Regions from separate parts of the Mus musculus genome. Here region 1 is linked to region 2. The links are chromatin loops, found by intact Hi-C in ENCODE. Cell type or tissue: heart. All regions are shown on one strand. Each heading gives the region's core, and the rest is flanking DNA. Links, peaks and the distances in the headings are about the cores only.

The links. Hi-C counts contacts between places; a loop is a spot of excess contacts. Peaks named below come from ENCODE experiments on the same cell type or tissue, not always from the same donor. Only the 100,000 strongest peaks of a DNase experiment are listed, where the experiment ranks them.
Region 1: a loop joins it to region 2, with 7 times the contacts of the local background. A loop is called at or near these places in 13 of 42 quality-filtered maps.

Annotation. Positions count from the first base shown.
Region 1 is chr2:153,789,917-153,801,145 of GRCm38, reverse strand. Efcab8 (EF-hand calcium binding domain 8) reads right to left here. Exons shown (of 29, transcript NM_001370916.1): 8 at 8,303-8,438; 9 at 6,674-6,779; 10 at 3,419-3,503; 11 at 2,466-2,590. Among named protein-coding and RNA genes, the nearest start is that of Efcab8, 16 kb to the right of the region's middle. In heart, for the core only: a CTCF peak has its summit at 5,810 (motif pointing right); no DNase peak of the experiment used is centred there.
Region 2 is chr2:153,704,919-153,716,147 of GRCm38, reverse strand. It overlaps the pseudogene Dnmt3b-ps1. Among named protein-coding and RNA genes, the nearest start is that of Mapre1, 31 kb to the left of the region's middle. In heart, for the core only: a CTCF peak has its summit at 5,269 (motif pointing left); no DNase peak of the experiment used is centred there; H3K27ac peaks cover 1,691 bases.

The sequences.
Region 1 (11,229 bases), core at 1,885-9,884, 84 kb before region 2:
GCTCCTCTATTGGGGGCCCTGTGATCCATCCACTAGCTGACTGTGAGCATCCACTTATGTGTTTGCTAGGCCTCGGCCTAGTCTCACAAGAGACAGCTATATCAGGGTCCTTTCAGCAAACACTTGCTAGTGTATGCAATGGTGTCATCGTTTGGAGGCTAAATATGGGATGGATCCCTGGATATGGCAGTCTCTAGATGGTCCATCCTTTTGTCTCAGCTCCAAACTTTGTCTCTGTAACTCCTTCCATGGAGGAGCTAGAGAAAGTAACCAAGGAGCTAAAGAGATCTGCAACCCTGTAGGTGCAACAACAGTATGAACTAACCAGTACCCCTGAGCTCTTGACTCTAGCTGCATATGTATCAAAAGATGACCTAGTAAGCCATCACTGGAAAGAGAGGCCCATTGAACACACAAACTTTATATGCCCCAGTACAGGGGAACTCCAGGGCCAAAAAGTGGGAGTGGGTGGGTAGGGGAGTGGGGGGGGGAGGGTATGGGGGACTTTTGGGATATCATTGGAAATGTAATTAAGGAAAATACGTAATAAAAAACATATATATATTTATATAAAGTAAGGAGACTAAGGAGCAGAAAGGTTAAGCAACTGGCTTCGGGTCACACAGAGGTAGGTCCACACTTCTTAGCTGTCTGTTCCTTCCCTCTCACATTTCACCAAGTCTTCATGTTTGTTCCCAGCTGTCAATTAGTAGGTGGCTGGGAAGGGGTCTCACCCAACATTCTAGCCTAATCTTGTGTCTTCACCACTCATCAAAGAGATCACCACAACCCGTAAGCTAGTTCCCAGGGTGGCACAAACATGATGGGGACATGGCAGCCACCAGGGACTGACGGGACAAGGACAAAATGCTAGCTGGAAGTGTAGCTCAGTGCTACAAAGCTTGTCTGACATATTGAAGGCTCCAGATTCAATACCCAGTGAACACATGCACACACACACACACACACACACACACACACACACACAAAAACCAGGCCACTAGTATTTGCATCTTCCCTTCCTTAACACTGAAAACCAAGAAGCAAGCTTAAACAAGGTCCTTGCCAAGGTCTGGGGACCCTTGGAGACCTTCTTAGCTAGCAGTCCCAGCAAAGGCTACTCTTGTGTTTTGGATGGAAGGGAGGTCAGTTTGGGTCCTTTTTGGATGGAAGGAAGGTCAGTTTGGGTCCGGGGCTCCTAGGATGACTAGAGTCCTAACACCACACCTTAGGTCCCATCCCAGATGTGATACAGTTCCTGTGAGTCTCCAAGGCAGCCCCCGGCCCATCACCTCTGTTGACCTTGCACCCTTTGGCAAAGTTCTGAACCACTTCCTTAGACAATTTAGGGAACATCCCAGCAAGTGATGACAACTGGAGACACTGAACACACAGGTTGGATGCAGATCTTAGTTGCCACTCCCCAGCCTCAGGGTGTGTGCAAGTAGCTTCAGCTCACTAAACCTCTTAATGGACAGTAACAAGTCACCAGTCCCCATGGGTGGAGATGGCATACCAAGAGCTCAGCAGACAACTGCTTATTCACCATGCTGCCAAGCCAGGTGGTCCCCGGGCTCCACCGCACCCACCTGTGGTCTTCCCAGTCTACTTTCACCCATTCATAGATAGCTCAAAACCAGGTAGAGCAGAATCCCTCTCAGCTAGGGCTCAGAGGACAGGAGGCATGTCCCAGGGTCCCAGTGTGAGACCCCGACTTAGAGCGTTTCTCCCTGGAAGGTAGAGCCCCTAAAACATTTCCCCAAGCTTGTTTTCCCTGATCTTTAAAAATACAGCTAGAAAGAAGCTCTTTGTTCTCTATAGCCAGCAAAAAGCCTTTTTGTTTCTATACTGTACAACCAGAGATGCCTGCCTTCCTGTGCCCAGGACACGGAGATAAAAATTCAGAAAGAACTCACTCCCCACTCCTGCCTTGTAAATTTCACCAAGGACGCCCGGAAGAGAAGAACTCTTCCCAACTCCTCCCAACTCCTCAGCTAGCTGTTAAAAGCCCCCTACTGTCACCACTCGGGGTCGAACTCCCCTGCCCTGCACTGCGGAGGGACTTCATCCTCAGCTAGCTAATAATAAAACCTCTTGCAGTTTGCATCAGGTGTGGTATTCTCTCGGGACACTGGGGTGCTGGCCAGCTCATCCCGGGACTTGAGCGGAGGCCCAGCATTGGGGGTCTTACACCAGACTAGCACTGCATTTTCACAGGATGAGAAGGCTTCACAGCCTTCAGACCTCAACTGCAAAAGCTCCCACCTCACAAGACTGCCCCCCAGCTCAGACCCTCTGCCCTTCTCCCCTAAGCCCAGTAGGCAGGACCCCCTCTGAACTCCAAGGAACCTCCTTCCAGAGATTCAAAGCAGGGACAGGGAGGACAGAAATGCCCAGAGACCATGGCCAACTTAGTACCCACATCTACCCACTCCCTGGTCCTCTGCCCACGCCTTTTAACTAACCCCATTTGGAGGCCCGGGGAAGGATTTGTGGATTGAACAGCCCACCAGCCACGTTGTCAGAGATGAAGATGGTGGCATTGCCCTTGGTGTCCCCATAGCAGAACACAGCTTTGTGACAGTCGGTCCTGGGGAGACATAAGGATAAAGCATGCGTGTTAAAGGAGAGAGAAGACTAATCTCTGTAGACGGTGGCTGTCCTTTCATCAGAACAAGAAACAGCCGCCTCCCCAAGAGAGTGGAGTGGAGACTGTGCCAGGGCACTGAGTCCTTGGGGTTTCATAGGGAAGAAAAGGGAGCTTTTGGGGTAGGAAGACTTGTCTGCAGACCTATTCTCTGCTTGCCTGAGCTCATGAAGAAGGCCCTCACCATGCTGGCATCCTTGCCAGGAGCTCTCCTGGGAGGTCCTGATGACACATTGACCCTTACCATTCTGCTCCTAACTGCCCACTGACAGGACTGACAATATCAGTGTATCAGATATTCCTGCATGGAGTTTTTCAGGCTGCTTGAGGCATTTAGGTTATTAACTCTTCTGCCCTGGCTCTTGTGCCAAGGCCCTGTCATCTTAGGGACAAGGACAGTTCTAACAAGACTTCCAGCTTTGGTCTGGGTCTCAACCCCAGTGCCAACCATACCCTTGTCATCACTGAACCAAAATTCAGGTTCTGTTTCAACCATTTTTACTTCCCAGAGACCTCAATGCAGCAGAGTGAGCCTCTGCTAACACTTGGTCGATAACAGGATAAGAAAGGGGCGGGGGAGGGGGGTGAAAAAGCACAATTCAAGAGTAGAGTGACTGCAAGACCCAGGGAGAGAATCAGGGAGGGACAATATAGGAACCGTATGGTGATGAGCTCAGAACCAGCTCTCCTAGTGCCTCCCTGAGGCCCCAGCCCCCTTCCCAGTGATGTGGTGGCTGCCAAGATCCTGTACCCATCTCCTGTGAGACTCACCAATAGTCCATGACCATGACACAGCTATCCAGATCAATAACGGTGAAGGCCCGGATACATTTGTAGCCACCAATATCAAAGAATTCTGGGAAAGAGAGAAGAGAGGGACATACAGAGCCAAGAGTAGTGTTCCAGGCTCGGCTCGGGAGGTACCTGGAGGTACCCAGGACTCCCTGCCATCTCTCCGGCTCTGTAGCATACCCCAGCCCAGCCCCCTACCCCACAGCAATAAAGGCAGCCGACCCAAGCACAGCTGCTAACCAAGCCAGATCCCACTGCAAACTACCCTCTGATCCCTACTGCATCCAGAACAAAACTCCAGTGCAACTCTCAGCCTGTCAAGTCCTACAGGCTCAGACCCTCCACAGCCCACGCTTGGTCTGAAGGCCCTGTCACCAGGCTCTCAGCATGCCAGACTCTTACCACTGTATACGCATCAATGTCTTCCACTTCTGGGTCCTGCTCTGCCCACCTTGAATACCCCCCAGAACCCTTTCAGACCACCTCCATGACCCCTTCTTAGAACGGCCTCTCTCCCTCTTCAGCTAGGCCTGCTGACATTCTCCCACCTGGCTGGCTGCCTATCAATCTCCCTCACCACCTCAAGTTAATTTCTCATTTATTTGAATACGGGAGCTACCTGGCCCGGCCTGACAGCTATGTGAGGGCAGGGAGCATGTTTGTGTAGCAACTGTGGAATCCTCAGCACCTAACACAGCACCCAGGACTCTCCTCTGCTGAGTGATCGTGGCTGTGATACACAAATAAAGGAACAAGGGCCGAGCCCTGCTTATGTGGATAGCAGGAAACTTCTGGTCCCTAAGGCCTCCACTAGTTCAACCATGTGCGTGTGCGTGTGCATGTGTGCATGTGTGTCCTTTTAGGTGTTTAGAGAAGATAGAAACAAATACATTTCCTCCATGTCACTCAACACACCTTATCAGGGCTAGAGATAGGAACCCCCTTCCCTCAAGCAGATCAGAGACCAAGTAAGTTCATGACATTCAGGTGTATAGGAAGAACAGATTATAGAGTGGCTTTGTGCAGGCTCACACCATCTCTCACTGTCTGGTACCAGCCTGCCAGACTTTGATCTTCTGAAAACATTATTTTCATCTGAAGAGGTCAGCTCAGGGCATTTGGAAAATTCCAGCAAAACCCAGAGCATAAAGACCCCTCCCTTCCTGGAAGGGAGAGGAGGTCAATGGAGCACGTAGGCTCCCCTCCCTTCCTGGATTACATTCCTCAGGAAAACCGCAGGGCAGACCAACCATTAGCCACCTACAGACAAGGGAAGTCCTTGCCACCTCATTCCCTAAGGATCAATCAGTTTAAAAGTCACACTTTTCTGCCAATAACATTGTGCCTAGTGGCTGTTGCTCTATTCTACCCCTGACAACTGTATAAAAACTGGCCAAATGGGCTGCCCAAGGTCACCACCTCTCCTTTGGGTGCAGGATGACCCCAGCACACTGGAACAATAAATTCTTGCTTTTGCATCGATCCCTGGCCTGTGTTGTTCACTCGGGGTGGTGAGGGGGTGGTGATGGGGGTTCTGTTAGCTAAGGCTCGTAAGAGTCTTACACATCCTTTCCAAAACCTTCCATGGGGCCCTGACACACAGATGCTCCTGGTAAAAGCCCCCTACCTTGGAAGTCTTGCTCCTCCTGGCAGCCCTGTCCTCAGGTCAGTCAGTCTAGTGAGGCTGAGGAGCAGCCTCCCATGTTTGAATGACAGGCCCTCAAGTGTCTGCTTCCTAAGGGACCTAACCACCCAAGAAGGGATGTGGAACACAGAGCAGGGCTGGCTGGACTGAGCTACATAAGTCAAGACCCATGATGGTATCCTTCCATACTTGCCTCTGGCCTTGACCAAATGCCCTGAGCAGACCACATCTGTTCGGTTCACAGAATTTGATGTCATGAAGTGATGGAGCCAGGCCCTCATGGGTGAGAGTAATGGGAGAGACCACCAGGAATCATGGGTAGCAGCAAGCTCTAACTGTTTGAGCCTTTGCCTATGACTGGATGTGTCTGGATGTGTCACAGTCTGTCCTCTCAATTAAAGAACCTACTGGGTGCCAAACAACTTCACACATCCAATCACTGACCCACACTCACCCTAGAGATACAGAGCATTGGGCCCTGTTTTCCCTCTGGCTAGACTAAGGCCCTCGAAGGTAAATAGCTGCTCTAAGTCACAGCCCTACTGAGTGGCAGGACCAGGGTTGAAACCTGGGCACTGGCTGTTTCAGCCACCCTCCATCCTTCTGTTTAGCTCTGCACCATAGGCTGTGGGTAGACACATGAATGTCCTCTCCACGATGACCTGGAACATGTGATCAATTAGACCCTGTATCCGCCTACCCACTTACCCACTACCGCTAAGCCTCTAGGTGGCACCAGGCACGCAGGTATGGATGTGAGTGAGGCAGATGCAGTCCCCACTGGCCAAGCTCCAGTATAGAGGAGAAGGCAGGCATCAAGCACTCATCCTGACAAAGACCACACTCTGAAGGGGCGTGGCAGGGAGAGGGCCTTAGTTTGTGCAGATTTTTTTATTTAAGAGGCACCTGACTTGGCAGTCAAGGAAAGCTCTCTGGAGGAAGTAACACTTGTGTTGGTTCAAAAGAAAAGCAGAAGGCGGGGAGGTAAGGCAGAGCATACACACTGACCCAGCGCCCATCAGAGGAGGCAAGGCAAGGTCACAGCAACCTCAGCTTGACAGGAGGAAGGGTCCGGTCCAGGTAAAACAACAGACAGCAGGGGCCAGACCTTCCTCGCCCTCCTGGGCCACACTGAGGATTCTCCCCCGTCCTGTGCTTTGTGGGGGGAGGGGCGTAAAGGTTGTCTGCAGGGAGACATTTCAAAAGTCCATTTGTAGCTAGAGGGACCTTCAGAGGAAGTGTGCTAAGCAACAGGAGGCTTCGGTGTTATTCCAGTGACAGCTGAAGGTGACCTGGACTAGAGGCAGCAGGAAGCAAGGCGTAGAATCAATCTAGAGAGACTTGCATGCACTGTGGCTTAAAATTTGAACTCTTCAAAACTTGTAGACATTCAGCACTCACTGAGCATACCTGCCTACAAAAGCGGTCACCACCACAAGCGACTGGCACCCAGTGCCTCCTTTTTAAGGCCTCTCTAGCCAACAAGTCCCAGAGGACTCCCATGCGTGCTCACGGTTGCTCAGCCAACAGATCTGCACCGCTCGCTAGAAGCCAAGGGCAGGCCTGGAGAGCATGGGGGACTCACTCACCTATCTTCAGCTCAGTGGAGGCAACTGCAATGAGGCTCATGTTGTGCAGATATGCCACGTCGATAACCCACATCTGCTGGTGGCCGTACTGCTTGGACTGGGAAAGCTGGTAGAAGAACAGAGGAGGCTCAGGCCATGGAAGGTTGCTAGCAGAGTGTACAGGGGACAGGGATCTTTCCTGCCCCATAAGACCCTGGAGCAAGCACAGTCCTGACATGAAACCTTATCTCAGCACTAAAAACACGGTCTTGGCCATACTCCTCCAAGCTGTTCCCTCATCTGTAAAATGGGCCTAACTTTCATGACCCCAGTGTCTTAAGGCCAGGCCCACCTCCAAAGTCTTCCATTTGCCTGACAGTGAGCATTCCCCAGTGGGTATTCACCAATGGACCTGGGAGCCCTACCCTTGCCAATCTCTAACCCCAAACCAGCTCCTCCAGGAAGAATCTCCAGGACTCTCAAAGCTTCCCAGGAAGGCTTCCTCGGTCTCTTCAGCCTCCTTAGGGGCACAGAGGTAAACCATATAGCAGCCACTGCCAAGAGTCTGGGCTAGCAACACCTGCTTCCATCCATACACATGCAGGGAGAGGGAGAGGGAGAGGGAGAGGGAGAGGGAGAGGGAGAGGGAGAGGGAGAGGGAGAGGGAGAGGGAGAGGGAGAGGGAGAGGGAGAGGGAGAGGGAGAGGGAGAGGGAGAGGGAGAGGGAGAGGGAGAGGGAGAGGGAGAGGGAGAGGGAGAGGGAGAGGGAGAGGGAGAGGGAGAGGGAGAGGGAGAGGGAGAGGGAGAGGGAGAGGGAGAGGGAGAGGGAGAGGGAGAGAGATCATCCAGGTCTCTCCTCCCACAAGGACCAGCCCTGCTGCCAAGTGTAAAGCACTGTATAGCTACTCAGGCATGAAACCCTTCACAGTACTAACAGTGCCCTGCATAAGCCTTGCTGGGGCCCTGGAAGGCAGGCCTTTCCTTATTTGCTGCAGGATACTCCACTAGCCTGGCAGCATCAAGTGCATAGCAGATTTGCCTGAATGGGTCATCCCTTATTACACTAGGTCATGAGCTGACAGCAGAAAGTCCACAGTGTGTTGGCCTGTATTCCCCATATTCCTCTGTACTAACTGAAGGCCTTGACTGCTCAAGCATGACCCATGTCCTATACCATCAAGTGTCCCCACTGCCCCGAGAAGGGCTACTACTCCAAGACTCCCTGGGCAGATGAGGAATTAGAGACATCTTAGCCAGCATCCCACAGCTGGTAGGTGGTACAGCTGGGATTCAAATGCTGAGAATTGGACCCCAGAGCCCAAATACCATGAGCATGACTCCCTGCCTGATCCAGACAAAGGTTTCAATCAGCAGGACTTAGGGACAGTAAGTATGAGTGAGGCTGGGATAACGCTCACGGATATGGGGACCCCAGGGACACACTCCTTGAATGAACAGTTTTGGGGGTGCCTAGTGGGCATCCAGGCTGGACTCTGCTTAGCAGATGACAAGTGTGAGCTCCCCGACCCCCGGGGTTAAGTCACAATTTTGACCCAAGCCCTGTGACTCCAGGGTCTGGCTGCTCAGGACAAATCCACTCAGGGTGCCACAATAGAGGCACTCCACCATCCCCATGAGTGTCCTACTCACGTGGAAGGATTCCAACATTGAGAAGGTCTCAGACCAGAACTGCAGGATCCCATCTTTGGTGACAGTCAGGAAACGCCCCATCTTTTTGAACCGTTTGGTTAAACATGCCACTTTTACAACCTCGCTCCCATGGTGCCTGCAGATGGTGAGAAACACGCAGATACGATTCAAAAAGGAAGTATGTGCATGAACTGAGAGCCACGGAAGAGGTAGGTCAGAGGCCAGTGGGGGCAGCTACACATGTGCACGTGTACATGCACACACACATGTGCACACACACACCAAGAAACTGTAGGTGGCTCCAGGGGACATGGAACTCTGTCCCTTCTCCAGATGGACTTCGACTGGCCACAAGAAAATATATCCCAAATGGAGACTAAGGTGTGACTCGGTGGTAGTTTGCCTTGCTATGTGAAGCCCTGGGTTCCATCAAAAACAAACCAACCAACCATGATATGGGACGAGACGGAATCCAAAGCAGATCCTGAGAAGTGAGCAGATAGGTTCCCAAAGTTTCTGTCACAGGAGAAACAGCCCACAGATGGCCACCAGGGTACAGCTGTGACAGTCACCTGAGACATGACACTTTCTAGCCATCGCTCTCCTGCTCTGGGGTGAAGAGGAGTAGGATCAAGGCAGGAGTAACCCAAGAGACCACCAGATGTTAGGCCTTACACACCCAGCTCTTCATGGCCAGGATGCTGAGCGCAGTGAACAGTTCCAGGGCAGGCCTGGCCTTGCAGACTGTTTCCTTACAGCCTTCACAGCAAGTCCCAGTGCTACCTGCCAGAGGTTGCTTTCCTGCCCCCAGTGTTGGCAAAGCAAGCTGGCTCCCAATTAAGGCTCCCACTCCTCTATTTTCATCTGCCCATCTTAGATCAGGGCCGGGCAGGGCATATTATCATCTCACTTACAGGGAATTGCATCTCACCCAGGCCCAACAGAGCTAGAACTAAAACCCAGTGCTTTCAGCCCACCCCCAAGGCATTTTCCAAGGCTTGAAAATTTCCTAAGCTGACCTGAGGCTTAGGGGGAACCTGAGTCACTATGAAACTCAACTCCAGCTCATTGCTCCCTGCAGGTCCACTGAGGGAAGGCAGAGCCCAGTCCCCTGCCGTCGGCTTCTTTTTCTGTACTGAAGGAGACCGACATTCTCAGCTAGTTCTCTTTCCCCATCACTTCGACTCTGACCCTTCTTTCGGGACCAAAGGCTGAGGATTAGAGAAGTAAGCCGTGAACCTTCCACGGGCCTGGGAACGGCATTTTAGGGAAGTCTGTCTCCCCATCCGTGTGGTGACTACACCTCTTCCTTATTGGACAGTGAAGGGATCAAAGGGGGTGGTGTGCTGGGGTGTGCTCAGCGCAGATCCAGTAATGGAGAGCTGGATTTTAAGAGATACCCTCTCATAAAATTAATAAAAAATTGCTTTGCTATTCTGGCTACTTTCTCTATCAGGTCCGAGAGGCTTCTGGGTTTGTAAGTTATAGAAATGAATCAGAGAAAATAAGGAAGAAACGTCCTGAGATTTTTTTAGTTGTTGTTGTTGTTGCAGATTTTAAACATTCTTGAGATCTGAAGAAACAGAAAGACCAGTGAAGGAGAAGGTACATCAAGCCAAGTATTTATTCATGTCAAAATTACAGTTATGAAAACTCTCATTATTCATATTTAATTGGCTATTCCTCAATTAACTCCCAACCATGGTTTTTTTACAAGCTACCCTTCTCTGATCTCCACTAAACCTCCTTCTCCACTAAAGCTCCAGCCTACCTGCCCAAGGCGAAGACAACCTCTAGATCTAGCTCTTCTGTAGCCTGCCCTGGGTGTGGCTTCCCGAGGACAGCCACCTACAGCCTTCTTTGACAGACCACAAATATGGCTCACCAAACTGCACTACACAGGAGTCGACACCCCAGCCACACACCCCAGGCTGCTAGTGTTCCAACCCAGGGTGGTTCCAGAAAAGGAGAAAGAGTCCACCAGGCATCCCGGCTCAAGAGCCCTGCCTGCAGTGGGGCAAGCTCTAAGCCAGTGGTTCTCAACCTGTGGTTCTTGACCCACTTAGGAGTCACATATCAGATATTTACATTATGACGGAGAACAGTAACAAAATTACACTTCTGAAGTAGCAACAAAAATAATTTTATGGTTGGAGTCACCCCAACATGAAGAACCATGTATTAAAGGGCTGCCGTTAGGAAGGTTAAACCACTGCAAGCCAACAAACCAGTCCTTGTCCTTAGGGTGTTAGAGGGAGGAATGCCCACAGGGGAGACAGGGCCATGGCATAGAAAGGAAGAGGTTGATGAAAGCTGAGACACGCCATTCCAAAGCGTGGTGCTTTGGACTGTTGAGTATTTCCAGCTGAGGGCATTTGAGAAGCAGTTGGTTTGGGCTGTAAGATCCCAGGTAAGGGCAATCTTTCTTTTTCTTTTCTGAAACATGGTGCCGTGTATACCAGGCTGGTCTCCAACTCATCCTGTAGTGGCGGGGACCCTGAACTTTGGGTCCTCCTGCCTCTATCACTAGGATGCTGGGATCACAGGTGTACACCATGACTCTCAGCAACAACCTTACTTCTGAAAGGCCAAGGATGCAGAGGGGAACAGGGATGGATGGGCTGGCTAAGTCAACTCCAGTTTCTGTGCCAAACCTCTCCCTCCGTTGCCCTGATTGCCCCAAGGCACTGGGGATTTAGCTCAGTTGGAGGAGTGCTTGGCTAGTACACATGATACACACCTATAATCCAAGCACTCAAAAAACCAGAGGTAGGAGGATCAAAAGTTCAACCTACCTGTGGAGTTGGAGGCCAGCCTGGGCTACATGTCTTCTCAGAGAGTAAGTAAGCCATTTTCCCATAACTTTCCGCTCTTCCTCAAGCCTAGCACACAAACACTTGGGGTTTACAGTTTCTAGTACTTTCAGT
Region 2 (11,229 bases), core at 1,151-9,150:
CAATTCCAGACACTGGGGCCCTAGTAGTGAGTCTGATTGGCTTGGTGATAGATACCAAGGCTGCCTGCAACCACAACTGGTAAACATAGCATGTGATTACAATCCCAGTAATCTCAATAAAAAACTAGTTTAGAGCCTTGGCTCTAAACTGACCACCATTCAAGAGGACAAAACCATTACATGACCAATACTGCCCCACTACAAGGAACAAATGGTGGATCACTCTTGGGGTACATAGATGACTGTGGGTTGAAAGTCTCTAAATTGTCAGTACTGCTCTAAACTGCAGCTTGCACAGGGTGCCCATAGTACCCTGGGTCCAGGTTTGTTTTCTGACCCAATAAGGAGTAACTATTTGATAAATATTTGAAGATTAAGACACGTTGGGCCAAGAATGTAAATGAAGAGCCCACCGTATATTCAAACTCCACTAGGTCTGTTCATGTCAGATTTCTGAATTCTAGTGCAGTACCCAGTAGGGGAAAGGAGATCAGAATTAGCTCGAGGAGGACCCAATGGCTCCATTTAACCTAAAAGCTAGATGTGCTTATTACATGGAAAAAGTTCAAGGTACCATTGATCTGAGTTCCCAGGTACTGACTAAAGTACCACAGCTTCCATTCTTCCCGAACTCCAGTCACCCAGGTAAGCAACCTCATCAGACTCAGTTAAAAATGGAAGCAAACCATACATACCACTTTATTCAATAAATAAATAAATAGACATATAGCAACAAATATGAAGGAGCAGAAATGGTCCTGACCGAGATCAATGCCCAGGCCTCTGGATTAAACCCATGCAGAAGGACAAAGCCAGGGTAAGGCAGGCCCGGGGCAGCCCCAAAAGGAGGGATGGGAGACAACAGTACCTTCCAGATTGCCCTTGTTGTTGGTGACATCAGAAGCCATCTGTTCTGTTGAGGAAAGGGGGACAGGTGTGAGATGAGGTGGGGAAGTCTCTCCTGGCCCTCAGCCTTGCTCCCCTGTACCCCACAGTGCAGTGGTCCTGAGGGCCTGCTGCTCCCAGTTCTGCACCATGCATCCCCAGACCTTCCAGCATCTCCCCCACATCACCTCGGCTCTCCTCATCCTCCCCTCGGTCCTTCCCGCCATAGCTATTTGTCTTGAGGCGCTTGGGTGGGGAGGACTCAGAAGCAGCAGGGTCATTGGTTGTGCGTCTTCGACTTTTGTTCTCTGAAAGGGAAGCAGACGGGATTTGTCTGAAGGGTCTAAGAGACAAAGCAGGACAAGGCCATGTGTTGCCTGGGATCCAGCTGCATCTACAGCAGGGGACCATGATGGGCATAGAGAATCCCAGATGGGAGCCCAGAGCAGAAGCCAATTCAAAGCTCCTCTCACCCAGGAAGCAGGCCATCCTCTCATGTTTATAGGTTTACACATCTGAATCTGTAAGGAAATCAGTCCTGAGAACCAGCTCATTACTGTGACATACAGTGATGTCTGCCAATGGCCAACAGGAGCATGGAACTACTAAGTATTTGAAATGCCAGCAGGAACAGGATCTCACTCACACAGAAAGTCAGGTTTAAATTGTCAAGTGATGCTACTGACTTGGTTAATTTGGACTGGCTTGAACCCTGGAATCTATTTAGCCAATTTATGAAGTTAATTAATAAGTATTCCTTAATCAATTTCTGTTTAGCTTTTACCTAATGGCATAATTTTTTGAATAGTACTAACAGAGAAGTGAACTAACTAAATATATGTAGGCTAAAAGTGAAAATGCTAAGTTTTAAAAATATTAGGTCAAAATTTATGATTAACATTAATTTCACCTGATTCTCTACAATGAAACTACTAGAAACTAATTCAAACACATTCTGTGGCTCTCATGCAATAATGTTTATTTATATTTTTATTGGATCGGTTGAATCATAGTGGACATGGTTGAATCTGACTCACACACTGGGAAAGAAAATTAGATACCCATCAAAAGCCATGAGGAAGCCTGATGCGGTGACATATGCTAAGAAATCCAGCACATGGCCAAACAGGCATACATAGTGAGACTGTTCTCTCAAAAAACAAAAGCACAAGGTATGTTTGATGATAAAGTGACATCTTCCAGTGCTTATATATACACATTAATATTAAGAGATAAGAAGGGCTGGGCAATGGTGGCACACTCCTTTAATCCCAGCACTTGGGAGGCAGAGGCAGGTGGATTTCTGAGTTCAAGGCCAGCCTGGTCTACAGAGTGAGTTCTACGATAGGGTTACACAGAGAAACCTGTCTCGAAGAAAAACAAAAACAAAAACAAACAAAAAGAGATAAGAAGAAAAATAGGTGTCCAAAGATTGTAGGAGACTGGATGTGCACCCAAGGTTTGCCTGAGGGTCATACATGGGGGGGGGGGGGGTTTGTGAATGATTCAGATCAACCAAGGAGATTTGATTCTTCTCCAATGAGCACTATAGATGTCAAGAAATGGGAAGGTAGAGCAAAGAAAGCAGAACAGTCAGAGGTGGTACGGGAATACCATGTCCCCCGGGTTCCTTCCCACCTGGTTGCTTCTTGTTGGGTTTGAGGCCCTCGATCCCAGTGGGCTTGAAGCCACCGTGGGCCCACTCCAGCATGGGCTTCAGCTGGTCCTCCAGTGACTCTCCAGGACTGCTGGGGCAGGCCTTGCCAGCTCTCACCCTGGCTTTCTGCCAAGACACAAATAAAGGCAAACTCTGTCCGTGAATGAATGGGAGCAGGCGATTGAGGTATGTGCCAGGGCAAACCCAGGGATTCCCCCTGCTGGGGCCTGCATTCCCTAAACAGTGGTGTCTTTCAGAGCTAGACAGCTGTCCTGGGCTGTGTTATGTGACAGGAGTCTGCTTTTAGGGGGACTGGTTAAGGAAACAATGGACCACAGGGGCAGGCACCAGAGATATGACCTCTTCCCTGTAGAATCACAGTGGTCAGCTCTCCCCCAAAGGAAGGTTTCAACTCAGCCTTGTTAGTTAAAAATAGGAGCCTCCAGCAGTTTTACCTTACCCTCCTGTAGCTCTTCTCAGACAACAGACTTCTCACTGCCCTTCTCTAAGAAGATGTGAATGGAGGCAAGCATTCTTCATTTTAAGGGCCATTACAATTTGCATGTCTAATTAGGCACTTGGCCAAGTGGAACAAACAGGCTGATAGGGGTTGGAGGGGATTGGTGGGGAGCCTAATGGCTCAGAGGAGATAAACTATTCACAGACAAAGGGAGGAGACCACTGACCTCAGCTCCTCCTCTAGGCCTTGAAGGATCCTGCTTAAAGAAAGAGAGCTCACCACCTCTGGATAGCGTACTCTGCAGTATTGCTGCTGCCCCAGGGACGCATGTGGCACTGGTCCCTTGTCACATGCTGCTTAGTCTCACTGAAAGCTGGCTTTGGAAATGAAAGGCCTCCCATTGTCTCAGACTCGAGTACACTTCTCTCAAGAGTCTTCCAAGCCTCCCTGTCCTGGGCAGACTGCTCTCTTAACACTGTGCCAGGGAGCAAACAGCTGAGGGTATTAAACACATAGCACCCTTGAGAACAGCCAGAAGTAAAACCATTTTCAACAGAGGGTACCCTTGTTTATCCCATAAGGTAGAGATGACTGCAGTCGGGATGGAAGGACAGAAGCCCATCCATACAGATGAGATTTTGCATAAAACTTTTCATCAAGAAGTCCAGCTTCAGGCTGGAGAGATGGCTCAGTGGTTAAAAGCACAGACTGCTCTTCCAGAAGTCCTGAGTTCAATTCCCAGCAACCACATGGTGACTCACAACCATCCATAATTGGATCAGATGCCCTCTTCTGGTGTATCTGAAGAAAGCAACAGTGTACTCACATACATAAAATAAATAAATATATCAAGAAGAAGAAGGAAAAGGAGGAGGAGGAAGAAGAAGAGGAAGAGGAGGAGGAGGAGGAAGGGCCTTCCCAAGTCATTTGTTTTTGGTGATTTATGACATTTCTTCTGCTTGCTCACCGACTTGAGCTTCTCCAGTCGCTTCTGCTGGGTATTGTGAGGATCTGATACGTTGATGTTTATCTGTCTACCTGCTGTGACTCTCTGCTGCTTGCTGTCTGTACCCTTGCTTGCTGCACACTGAATAATATGCACTCGTTTGAAACTGAAAGCACCGCTCACTGGGTCACCTCACAAGACAGCAGTCATCATTCCCAGTCTAGCTGGTAGTACCAGAAACTCACTAGTGACCTTGGCACATCTCAAATTCCTTTCCCAAGCAGGCCCTCACAGAGGCATTCACCACCTCCATGGTATCCTTAACTCAGCAAGCCATCTTGGCCACACAATGGCATAAGCTAACATTTAGCAGCTCTCCATTCTTCCCAGCCCTTAAGGTCATTCCTACACCTGTGTAACCTCCAGAGTACGGTATATAGACTCCCTGTAAGGAACCAGTTTATAGAAGGCGGCCAGGATACAGGACTGGCTGAGCAACAGTTTGTCAGCCGAGACCTAGATGAGAAAGATATCACCAATATCTACCCACACCTGAGTGGCTAAGCGTACATACTGGCATACATATTCACCCAGAGTCTATTCCTGGGCTGGCTTGCAGATGCTAATACCAAAAGCAGGGGGAGGGGGCATTCAGGGGGTGACCTGCATAACACATATCCTGGAGCCCAAAATAAGTATACATTGCACTTCAAATGTGAGAAAGAATGGAACTCAGAATGGGTTCAATAAGATTCTATGTGTGTTCACATGGTATACGTGTGCATATCTGTATGAACATCAGTATCATGAGTCCTGATCGTGACTGCCAGGTTGCCTGCTCAAAGTCCCCTGAGAAGGAAGAAATGAGTTCTGGGGTGAGATTCCTCGTGAAGGGGACAATAAAGAAGGTGCTTCGGGCTGCTTCTCACAATCGTAGGCTAGATGGGACATTCCAGGCTTCAATGCTTGCTTTCACACAGCCCTCTCTATCTTATGCTCAGAGCCTTAACTCTATCATGTGGCTGCCAGGGAGACAAGGAAGTGCTCTGGCCAACATGAGCATTGAGTACTGGGGAGGCTCCAGACAGGTCTTGGTCTTTGGCCAGGACCACAGATAGCACATTGGAATCTCCTCCTATAGTCCTCCCTCCTCCTACTCTGTCTTATTGCCATCTGATCCTGTCTAGAAACGGACATGTTATGTCTCACTGGATCAAAGCAAGGATATTTCCTCTCCCATGACCCACAAGTCATTCCGCATGTGTGATGTTTCAGTGGCCCCCATAGGCCCAGAAACAGACACTGTTTCTTTTCCCCCCTCTGCTGGTCACATAGCACAACTGCAGGAGGGTTCTCCTCGGACAGATCTGGTAACCTATTTTTCTTGCTCTTAGAAAAACTGAATGTATGGAAATGGCCTCAAGGCAAGAAAATCAGAGCCTCGATTTTAGGCTGACCCCTAGCACTGTTTTGTTTTTCGATGATTTATAAGTGTGTGTGTGTGTGTGTGTGTGTGTGTGTGTGTGTGTTTGTCTGTGTGAGTGTGTGATTTCAAAGGTCAGAAGAGGGTATCAGATAGCCTGGAACTAGAGTTGCAGGAGGTTGTGAGCTGTCCAGTGTGGGTTCTGGACACTAAACCTGCAGAAGAGCATCAAGTGCTCTTAACTGAAGGCTGAGCAATCCCTCCAGCCCCCAGCAATGTTCCTAATAATTTGCTTCCCTGTGTGCTTCCACCCTGCCCCATTGCCTGTGTCCCTGTCTCTTAAGTTATGAGTTGGTCCAACAGTGACTAGCATCCCTTAGAGACCATTCTATCTGCATCCTTCAGTTCAAAATCTTTGCACATCTCAGACCATTTTATCAATAGGCATAAGAATCAAAATAGGGTCTGACGGAGTGGCTCACTGATAGTTTACCTCACTCCAGACACAGCCAACAATGGCCTCCTGCACCACCCCACCCACAAGCAAGACTAAATGACTCTAGGAGACAGGGCATATGTCTCTTGTCCCTCCCAGGCTTCTTTCTAAACACACAGGTGTATGCCTGGTTGTTCCTAAGCTATCAGGGTCCATAATGGTGACTCCGACTCCAAAGAAGCAATTAACAAAAAGATGGATTTAAACCAGTGAGACTCTAAATTCAGAACTGTCTGACCTGTAGCCTTTTCAAGAGTAGACTTGTCTCTGATCCTACAGCCTACAGGCCACCAAGATTCTATTCAGGGGAGGTAACTCAGGAAGGAAGAAAGAAAGAAAGAAAGAAAGAAAGAAAGAAAGAAAGAAAGAAAGAAAGAAAGAGGGAGGGAGGGAGGGAGGGAGGGAGGGAGGGAGAGAGAGAAAGAAAGAAAGAAAGAAAGAAAGAAAGAAAGAAAGAAAGAAAGAAAGAAAGGAAGGAAGGAAGGAAGGAAGGAAGGAAGGAAGGAAGAAAGAAAGAAAGGAGGGGGGAGGGAGGGAGGAAGAAGGGAGGGAGGAGGGAGGGAGGAGGTGTGGCCTTGTTGGACAAGGGAGTCATGTTCTAGTTCCTGCAAGCAGCAGAACTCAGCAGCTTCAGCCATGTGGCTCTGGCTCTAGAGTTAAAGATGCCAGAGCCATGGAATACATGCTGAGGAAAGCTGCTAACAGGGAGTGGAACCAGCCCAGGAGAATAGGTGTGACCTGGTTGGAGTAGGTGTGTCACTGTGGGTGTGGGTGGGCTTAATACTCTCACCCTAGGTGCCTGGAAGTCAGTCTTCCACTAGCAGCCTTTGGATGAAGATGTAGAACTCTCAGCTCTGCCTGCGCCATGACTGCCTGGATACTGCCATGCTCCCACCTTGATGATAATGGAGTGAATCTCTGAACCTGTAAGCCAGCCCCAATTAAATGTTGTCCTTATAAGAGTTGCCTTGGTCATGGTGTCTGTTCACAGCAGTAAAATCCTGACTAAGACAGGATCCAATACCCTTTTCTGGTGTATCTGAAGACAGTGATGGTGTACTCACATAGGTAAAATAAATAAATAAATATTTTTAAAGAAAGGTCACACAGAGGTCCTGAATTCAATTCCCAGCAACCACATAGTGGCTCACAACTATCTGTAACAGGATCTGACGCCCTCTTCAGGTGTGTCTGAAGATAGCTACAGTGTATTCACATACATAAAATAGATAAATCTTTAAAAAAAAAAAGAAAGAAAGAAAGAAAAAAAGAAAAAGAAAGAAAGGTCACTGGTAGGTCAGCCACCACTCTGTGGATGGCCCCACACCCAGGAGTATATGGGCAGCACAAGTTGGATTAAGTAAATTATTTTTTAAAAAACAAAATTGATAGCAGGTGAGGGTGGAACGATCTGGAATAAAGGGAGGAGTAGAGGGTGAATATGATTAAGAGACCTTGCATATAGCCGGGCGTGGTGGTGCATGCCTTTAATCCCAGCACTTGGGAGGCAGAGGCAGGCTAATTTCTGAGTTCAAGGTCAGCCTGGTCTACAAAGTGAATTCCAGGACAGCCAGGGCTACACAGAGAAACCCTGTCTCAAAACAAAAAAAAAAAAAAAAAAAAAAAAAAAAAAAAAAAAAAACAAGAGAGAGAGAGAGAGAGAGAGAGAGATTGCATATACATGAAATTCTCAAATAATTAATAACATTATATTAAAATTGTTAAAGCACAACTAGAGGGGCTTTCAAGAAGTCTGTGCCCATTCTTGAGTGGGAAAGGTCCTTGTCTTAAGTCTCCATTCCACAAGTGTCTGCTTAGATCTGCACTAAATCTTTTGCTAATTAACTCCCACAGTGCTTCATTAATTGCAAACAACAAACTGGACATGTTGGGCAATCTTTGAATCCCAGCACTCAGGAGGCAGAGACTGATGGACCTCGGTGAATTCAAGGGTAGGCTAGTTTACATAGTGAATTCGAGATCAGGAAGGAAGGGTTATATAGTGAGACCCTGTCTTAAAACAAAACTAAAGCACAAAGCTACAGTTCTAGGGAGTCTGAAGTGGCACACAGAGAAAAGACTTCCACGGGAGCTACCCGTGAGTAGGAAGGCACCATGCCACAATGCACACATGCAAGGTCAATCGGGTAATTCACTGATGCTGCTGATCCCTGGTTGTGCAATGGATGCTTGAAAGTGAGCCCACCCTAGTGCTTAAATGGCAAAAGGCAGGATACATGTCTGCATATGAACAGAATATGTATGAATAAGAAAACAACATTGGAAGGGTGAGGTGGCACACACCTTTAATCCCAGCACTTGAGAGGCAGAGGCAGGAGGATCTCTGTGAGTTCAAGGCCAGCCTGTTTTACAGAGTGAGTTCTATCTAGCATGAAAGGAAGGAAGGAAGGAAGGAAGGAAGGAAGGAAGGAAGGAAGGAAGGAGGGAGGGAGGGAGGGAGGGAGGGAGGGAGGGAGGGAGGGAGGGAGGGAGGGAGGAAGGAAGGAAAGAAAGAAAGAAAGAAAGAAAGAAAGAAAGAAAGAAAGAAAGAAAGAAAGAAAGAAAGAAAGAAAGAGAAAGAAAGGAGGGAGGGAGGAGGGAAGGAGGGAGGAAGGGAGGGAGGCAATATTCAGAGCATGGTGATCATGAATGGGGCTGAGGCAATGGCCACACAGATTCCAAGCACCCACTCCTAAAGCTGTTTGTGTTGCATGTGCCTGCAATCCCAACACTGGGAAGGCTCAGACTGAAGGATCCCTGGAGCCTCCTGGCCAACCAATGGAGCCCAGTGGGTGAGCTCTGAGCCAGTGAGAGATGTTGTCTCAAAAATAAGGTGAAGGGTTCTGGAGAGATTGTTTATTAGTTCAGAGCACGGGCTGTTCTTCCAGAAGACCCAGGTTCGATTCCCAGTACCCACATAACTGCCTGCAACTCCAGCTCTAGGGGATCTAGCACCCTCTTTTGGTTTCTGAGGGCATATGGCACATACATGGTGTACACATACACATGCAAGCAAAACATCCACATACATAAAATTAAATCAAATTCTTCATGAAATAAAAATAAAATAAGGTAGAGGGCTAAGTGGATAAAGTGTTTATCATCCAAAGACAAGTACCAGGGTCCAGAGCCCATTTAAAGCTACATGCAATAATACATGTGTGTAACCTAGCATGCCAAAGACAAGTGGAAGGCAGACACAGGAGAATTCTTCGACGCCTGAGTGCTAATGTCTGTCTCACAAAGTGGAAAACAGGAGAGCCTGTCTCAAAGCACAGTGGGAGCCAAGGACTGACACTTGAGACTGTCCTCTGCCTTCTGTACACACTATGACATGTGTACACCTGCATCCTCACATGCACACAACATACACAATAATAACAGGTGGGAAATGAATGAGGAATACATCTGATGTCAACCTCTGGCTTCCAGTGGCACATGCACACACCACACATGTGCACACCAAGAGGGGTGGGAGGTGGGTGGGGGAGGGAGAGGGAGAGAACACTGTTCATATCGGTGTCCAGGAGCAGTGCAGGGAAAAGAAGGACAATGTTGAATTTGGAAAATACTTAGAATTGTAATGTATGAAAAAAATGACATCAATCATAGAGGCTGATCACTATACAGCTGTTATCTGTTCTCTACATTCAGGAGCTTAAGACAGAAATCCCATCTCAGTGGTACCTGATACTCAATGTTGCCTCCATCTCTGCTCTCTGCATCCACCTGTGTGGTATCCATGCCCTCCTGATGGCTGTCCTGGCTCCAGTCAACCGATGGGGTACTGATGCTCTGGGGTATCACATCTTCATCTGTGAGGTCAATGATGGGGTAAGGGCTGGCAGGGGACAGCCAGGGCGTGCTTGCTGAAGTGTTTGCTTGCCAACTGAGGGGCTGCAGACAGAAGAAAAGGTTTGAGTCCCAGCAAAGCAAAATAGATGGGGGTGCGTATGAACAGCCTCCCTCAGTTAGGTCCCACGCCAGCAAGAGTGAAGAGACAAACCAGGACCCTTTTGTTTTGTAAGAACAAAGAGCTGGCAGTCATTGACCCCAAAGCAGAAACAGAATAAGGTTCCTAGGCATGACAGGTTATGCCCTCTAGAGGCTATGAAGCTGAGCTCAGGGAGGGCAGGGTCCCTGGTTAAGTGGATCCTGTGCAATCTGGGAACCCAAGAAAGTGCTTGATCTGCTGGGGTTGCCTCAAGACAGCGGGAGAAGACACAAGAGACAAGGGTGATGTCCATCAGTGGCTTTCAGATCAGCTCCAAGGTGAGCCAGAAACTGGGCCGTGGGAATTCTTGCCTCCTCAACATAGTTCCTACAGGGTCAAGCCAAGAGTGAAACCACAGGCTTAGGGGCTCACCTAACACTCAAAACAGGGAGGCACACCTCATCCCCTGGCTGTATTTGATTGCTGCTTTTAATGAAACAAGCTGGAGCTAATTAACCAAAAGATTTAGGGGTTGGAGTGATGGCTCAGCAGTTGAAAGCCTTTCCTTACTGCTCCTCCAGTGGACTTGAGTTCATCCTAAGCACCCTCCTGGGGTTGCTTACACCTGCCTGTAACTCCGTCTCCAGCAGCGCCACGCCCTTTCTGGCCCCAAAGAGCATAGGCACTCCTGTGGTCTATACGCAGAGATGTGTGAATAAGAGTAAAACAAGTTTTTAAAGGTTTAATTATAGATTTAAACACGGGTGTGGAAGAAAGACCTGCTGAATTACCTTAGCCTCATTTTCTATGCTGGTCTGTGAGCGGTGGGAGGAGCCTGGGCTCAGCAAGAGGGGACTTACTGCTGGGGTTTTAGAGGGTATCCTGGTCTCACAGAAGAGTTGGGGCATCACTGGAGTGCCAGAGCCACTGCTGCCCCCCACCTCACCATCCCTATCTTCATCTCCATCTCCTGTGAGGTCCTGCGAAAAGGAAACACAAGCAAGACAGGCAATGCAGCAGTACAGCTAAAGAAGGTGAATGGCACTGAGATGCACAATGATGCCATACTAAGGGTCCCTACAATACTGCCACCCACCTCATTTTGCTGTAATAAGGCTTTATAGGATCCTCTTCCACCGTGGGAAGCACAGCCCACTGGCTTGGAGGAGCTAAAGGACAGAGAGGACCCGTTCTCCAGAATGTCTCCACTCTAGAGTCAAGTCCCTCATCTCAGAGCCAGCCAGTCTTCCCACAGAGATATTAGGGCAAACTGCAATGGCCCCAAACCTCCAGGAATCATACTAGAAGGTGACAGAGAATCCTTTGGCAAAAGCCACTTTGGACAGCCCAGAGAGAGAACTCATTCCTTTCCTTGGGTCACACCCATCCTTCCTGCTGAAGTCATTGCTCCAGAATTGAAACAAAAAC